Regions from separate parts of the Homo sapiens genome. Here region 1 is linked to region 2. Evidence: read pairs that join two places in POLR2A ChIA-PET (ENCODE). Cell type or tissue: MCF 10A. All regions are shown on one strand. Each heading gives the region's core, and the rest is flanking DNA. Links, peaks and the distances in the headings are about the cores only. Region 1 has its middle 71 kb from the start of NABP1. Region 2 overlaps LOC124900605 (a long non-coding RNA gene).

Region 1 (3,040 bases), core at 205-2,704, 89 kb before region 2:
TGCCAGTTATCCCAAAATGTCCCTTGTGACTACTTCGTCACTGTCCACAATTCAATAAAGGATACACATGGTATTTTATGGTTGTATCTCTTTAGTCGCCTTTAATTTAGAACAATTTCTTAGCCTTTCATTGTTTTTTATAACCTTAGTATTTTTCAAGTGTACAGGCTAATTATTTTATAGAATGGTTCTTGATTTGAGTTTGTCTGATATTTCCTCATGATTAGATTCACGTTATGCAATTTTAACACAAACATTAGTGAGTAATGCTGTAAACCTCTCAGTGCATCTCCTCAGGAGCCACTTGATGAAGGTAAATCCCTTTATTGGTGAGGTTAACGCTGATCATTTGATTAGGATGTATATTAGTTTCCTAGGGCTGCCATAACAAATCATCACTAACTGGATCACTTAAAAAAGGTATGAAGTTCTTCTCTCACTGTCTGGAGGGCAGAAGTCCAAAAATCAAGGTGTCGCTAGACCCTACACCCTCTGGAGGGTCTAGGGGAGAATCCTTTTTGCGCCTCCCAGCTTCTGCCAGCATTCCTGTGGCTGCATCACTTCATCACTGCCTCCATCTCTGCATGGTCGTCCCCTCCTTCTCTTTGTCCATGTCTTCTCTTCTGTCTCTTGTCAGGACATTTGTCATTGATTTAGAGTCCGTCCAAGTAATCCCAACTGATCTGATCTCAAGATCCTTAGTTTAATTACATCAGCAAAGATCCCCCCCACCCCACCATTTTTTTTTTTTTTTTCAAATAAGGTCACATCCCAGGTCCTGGCAATTAATATGTGGACATATCTTTCGGGGGTCACCATTCAAGCGAGTACATTTGGTGGCTGCCAGCTTGTTTCACTGTGAAGTTATTATTTTCTCTTTGGCATTAAAAAGTAATTTGTGGGAAGACTATGTAAATATTTTATTCCTCATCACAATTCTCACCCATTAGTTTTAGTATTTATTGATAATTCTAATTCAACTGATTTTCTAATTTCATCATTCCTTCTAAATTTTTTAGTTAGCATTCTGTTTTAAGAGCTTCTCTCTCTCCCTTCTTTCCTTCCTTCATCCTTTCGTCTTAACAATATAGACGTATTGATTCTTATTTTATTCGCTGGGTTATAACCTATTATTAGTTTTATTTTCATGATCAAATTTTGCTACACCTGGCCTGCAAGAGTCTGCTTGCTTCTGTTTCCTTTGACGTGATCTCCATCATTTTGAGGAATTTTTTACTTTCTGGCACAAAAAAATGTTCTAAGCTCAGGTTTTTCCCACCTCAGCCCTATTTCACTAAGGAGTCACTGGATTCTTTTAGTGGGCAATAGTGGTTTTTTTGTTGTTGTTTGTTTTTTTGTAGACACTGGGTCTCCCTATGTTGCCCAGGCTGGTCTCGAACTCCTGGGCTTAAACAATCCTCCTGCATCAGCCTCCCAAAGTGCTGGGATTACAGGTGTGTCCCACCGTGCCCATCTTGGCAATGGTATTTAGAAACCAAAATCTTGGTGTCTCAGGAGCTTTTTAGGAAAAAAAATGTTTGAGTTCTGCTTTGGGAGATTGCAATACATATATCCTGGGGCAGGGCCCAGAAGAGAGAGAGAGAATGTGTGTGGGTGTATGTGTAAAGTTCCAGGTTGTTCTGTTGCATAACATTGTGTGGGAACTACTGCTGTAATGCATTTAAACCATGATTTAGCTTGTGCTAATTTTTTCAGTCACACATTTTTCATCTAAAGGGACAAACAACTGTCTCATATCTTAATTACTGGATACCAGAAAACTAAGCAAGATAAAACCTACAATATCTGAAAGAATTTACTAGGTATCAGATGTCAATGATGGATGTTTAAGATAGAAAATGTGTTGCATAATGTAAAATAATTATTGATTATGAAATCAAGCCAAGCTAGATTCAAGTCTAAATGTAATTACAATTTCAATTAAAAGAGAAAGTGGAATTTTTACTTTTAAATTGCATTTCTCTGACTATAATCCCTTTCTCTGTCACTCTCTATCTCACATTATAGAATTCATCACTTTATGGGAAGGGGTGCAGGAAACACAAAGGTTTTCACAATGGAATGGAAAAATAATCTATTTCAATATCTGTGCTTGACTATCTTCAATAACAGATAACTCAGAGAAGGAACAAAATTACTCCAGTGAAGTCAACTGCAATGTTGAATAGCTATATCACATTTTGGTATTGAGCGTGAAAAAGCATTTTTCCTGTATGAAATTTTGGGTTAATCTTTTTTACTTCTTAAAAAAAAGAGCATTCCAAGGTACTAAGATTCATATCTTGGGGAAGAATTTTTTTCTATCTACAGATGATCAGTGAATATACTGAGACTTTGAGTCTGTAACTTTGCCTTAGTAAAAAGGAATATAATATAACTCCTCTTTCAGAAGATAAATTAGAAGAAAATTCCACCACTGCAGTGAGAATTATAATTCTTAGCATTAATAAATAGTAATTGTCATTTTTGAGTATATACCAGGAATTTTAAACATCAACTTTATTTTACCAATAAAGAAACTAAAGTTCAGAAAAATGAAGTAAATTTTCCAAGGTCACAAAGTTAGGAAATGGTTAAGCAGGGACTTTAGCCCAGTAAGGATAGGCTAAGTTATGGTACAGCAACAAACAACTCTCAAATCTCAGCAGCTTATAATAACGAAGGTGTAGCTCACGCTGCATGTACATTGTTGGTGGGCTTTGGCTCCACTCAATTACAGATTCACTAGAACTCAGGCTGACATGAAGCCTCTGTCTGTCTGGAGTTGTAGCAGAGGGGAAGGGGAGCACAGAAAACAACACACTGGCTCTGAACGCTTGTATAATACCTGAGAGAAGGAACAAAACCGCTTTAGTGAAGCCAATAGTGCTGCTGAACAACTAGGTCACATTTCGTTGTTGAAGAGTGGTATTTTGTATTTCAATAGCCAGAGCAAGTTATAGCCAAACCTGATGTCAGTGAGGTAGGGAAGTAGTGTCCTCTGATAGGGAGGGCCAGCCAAATATTTGTGGACAGTAAC
Region 2 (2,602 bases), core at 100-2,599:
AAAACACACTTGCTTGGCCAGGTGTGGTGGCTCATGCCTGTAATCCCAGCGCTTTGAGAGGCCAAGGTGGGTGGATCACCTGAGGTCAGGCATTCAAGACCAGCCTGGCCAACATGGTGAAACCCCGTCTCTACTAAAAATACAAAAATTTACTGGGCATAATGGTGCGCACCTGTAATCCCAGCTACTTGGGAGGCTGAGGCAGGAGAATTGCTTGAACCTGGGAGGTGGAGGTTGCAGTGAGCCGAGATTGCACCTCTGCACTCCAACCTGGGCGACGAGAGTGTAACTCTGTCTCAAAAAAGAAAATATTCTCTTGGTAACACTATTGGAATAGGAACATTCACTGATGGAGGAAATGCAAAACTGTATAATCTCTGTTATAGGGGAATTTGGCAATTTTACATTTAAATTTGCCTTGTGACCCAGCAATCCTGCTATATTATTCCTTTCATATTGCTATAAAAAAATCTGAGGCTGGGTAATTTATAAAGAAAGGAGGTATTTTTTTTCATGGTTCTTCAGGCTGTATACAAGCAGGGCTGTTAGCATCTGCTCAGCTTCTGATGAGGCCCAGGAAGCTTTTGGTCTTGGTGGAAGAGAAGAGGAGCCAGCATATTACATGACGAGAGGAAGCAAGAGAGATACCAGGCTCTTTTAAGCAACCAGTTCTCATGTGAACGCATTGCTACTGAGAAAGTGCCAAACCATTCACGAGGGATCCACTACCTAGACCCAAACACCTCCCCCTAGGCCCCGTCTCCAACAGCGGGGATCATATTTCAACATGAGACTTCGAGGAGACAAATATCCAAACCATATCGCCCACGTTTAGGAATGTCTCTCCATGGTAGATGATTTGCAAATAGACGGTGGTATACCCATTCCATGGAAGCAGGGAAATATGTTTGCACGTCTTTGGTTAGTCCTCTTCTTTTCTACTGACAGTGGGCTTGTCCATGTGTCCTGCATGATCAAAATGACAATAGCAAACTTGATGGCCACAGAAGATTGAAAAGTGCTTGGGCATTGAGCTTGCTCTCTCTTGAAGTGCTTGGAGCCCTGAGACTGCCATGAGACCACATAAATGATCACTAGCTAGCCTGCTGGAGGATGAGAGGTCACTTGAGAAACCTTGGCTCACAGCCTGCTTACACCAGACACATGGATGAGTCTGTCTTAGACTATCCAGCTCCAGCTGAGTTGCCAGCTGACTTCAGTCACATGAGTGAGAACAACAGAAGGACAGCACTGAGCTCTGCCAAAATTGCTGACCTACAGAATCTTGAGCTAATGAATGATTGTAGCTTTATGCCATTAAGTTCTGAGGCAGTGTGCTATACATAGCAAAAGCTAACTGATACAAAACTAAAGATACAATGGCACAAACATGAAAAGACATGTTCACCGAAGCATTGCCTATAATAGTTAAAGACTGGAAACGACTCAGATGTCCACCAACTCAGGAGTGGTTGAACCTACTACAGTGCATTCACCCCGTGGAATACTAAGCAGCTCCAACAGGGGTAGGAAATTTGTATACTTTCATAAAATGATCTTTAGGATATATTGTTAAGTGAAAAAAACAAGGTGTAGAATAGTTAATAGAGTATGCTACCTCTTATTTAATAAAGGGAGAATATAAATATGTATTTTGCTTTTATTTAGAAAATGAAAGAATAAGAAACCACTAAAATGATTTTTTAGAAGAAAGCAAGGGGACACAGATGGAAGTTAGATTTCTCTAAATTTACTTTGTTTTGTAGCTAGAACTTTAGAACCATGTCAATGTTTTACACACGTCACACTTATAATCAAGATAAAAAATACTTATACAGTGATGTGTCACTTAATGACAGGGATATATTCTGAGAAATGGTGCCGTTAGGCACTTTTGTCCCTGTGCCAACATCATAGAATATACCTACTGCACACCTAGGCTATATGATGTAGTCTATTGCTCCTAAGCTACAAACCTGTATAGCATGTTACTGTACTGAATACTGTAGGCAATTGTAACAGAATGGTAAACATTTGTGTATCTAAACATAGAAAAGGTACAGTAAAAACACAGTATAAAAGTCAAAAAATGGTACACTTGCAAGGGCACTTACCAGGAATGGAGCTTAGAGGTTGGAAGTTGCTCTGTATGAGTCAGTGAGTGAGTGGTGAGTGAATGTGGAGGCCTAGGAAATTATTCTACACTACTGTAGAATTTATGAACATTTGGGCTACACTAAATTTATAAAAAACATTTTCTTCTTCAATAATGAGTTAGCTCACTGTAACTTACTTTTTAAACTTTTTAAATGTTTTTTAAGTTTTTAACTCTTGTAATAACACTTAGCTTAAAACACACATTGTACAGCTGTACAAAAATATTTTCTTTATGTCATTCTATAAGCTTTTTAAAATATTTTCAAATGTATTTTTTTTTTTAAAGCTTAAAAAAAACATGTAAGAGGCCGGGCGCGGTGGCTCACGCCTGTAATCCCAGCACTTTGGGAGGCCGAGGCGGGTGGATCACGAGGTCAGGAGATCGAGACCATCCCGGCTAAAACGGTGAAACCCCGTCTCTACTAAAAAAATACAAAAAATTAGC

The links. ChIA-PET counts read pairs that join two places held together with the same protein. Peaks named below come from ENCODE experiments on the same cell type or tissue, not always from the same donor. Only the 100,000 strongest peaks of a DNase experiment are listed, where the experiment ranks them.
Region 1: POLR2A ChIA-PET joins it to region 2 with 5 read pairs; 10 of 35 experiments call an interaction of 5 or more read pairs at or near these places.

The regions. Positions count from the first base shown.
Region 1 is chr2:191,605,674-191,608,713 of GRCh38, forward strand. No RefSeq gene overlaps it. Among named protein-coding and RNA genes, the nearest start is that of NABP1, 71 kb to the right of the region's middle. In MCF 10A, for the core only: no CTCF peak of the experiment used is centred there; a DNase peak (open chromatin) is centred at 1,608.
Region 2 is chr2:191,695,017-191,697,618 of GRCh38, forward strand. It overlaps LOC124900605 (a long non-coding RNA gene), which reads left to right. Exons shown (of 3, transcript XR_007088697.1): 3 at 526-2,602. Among named protein-coding and RNA genes, the nearest start is that of NABP1, 18 kb to the left of the region's middle. In MCF 10A, for the core only: no CTCF peak of the experiment used is centred there; a DNase peak (open chromatin) is centred at 1,175.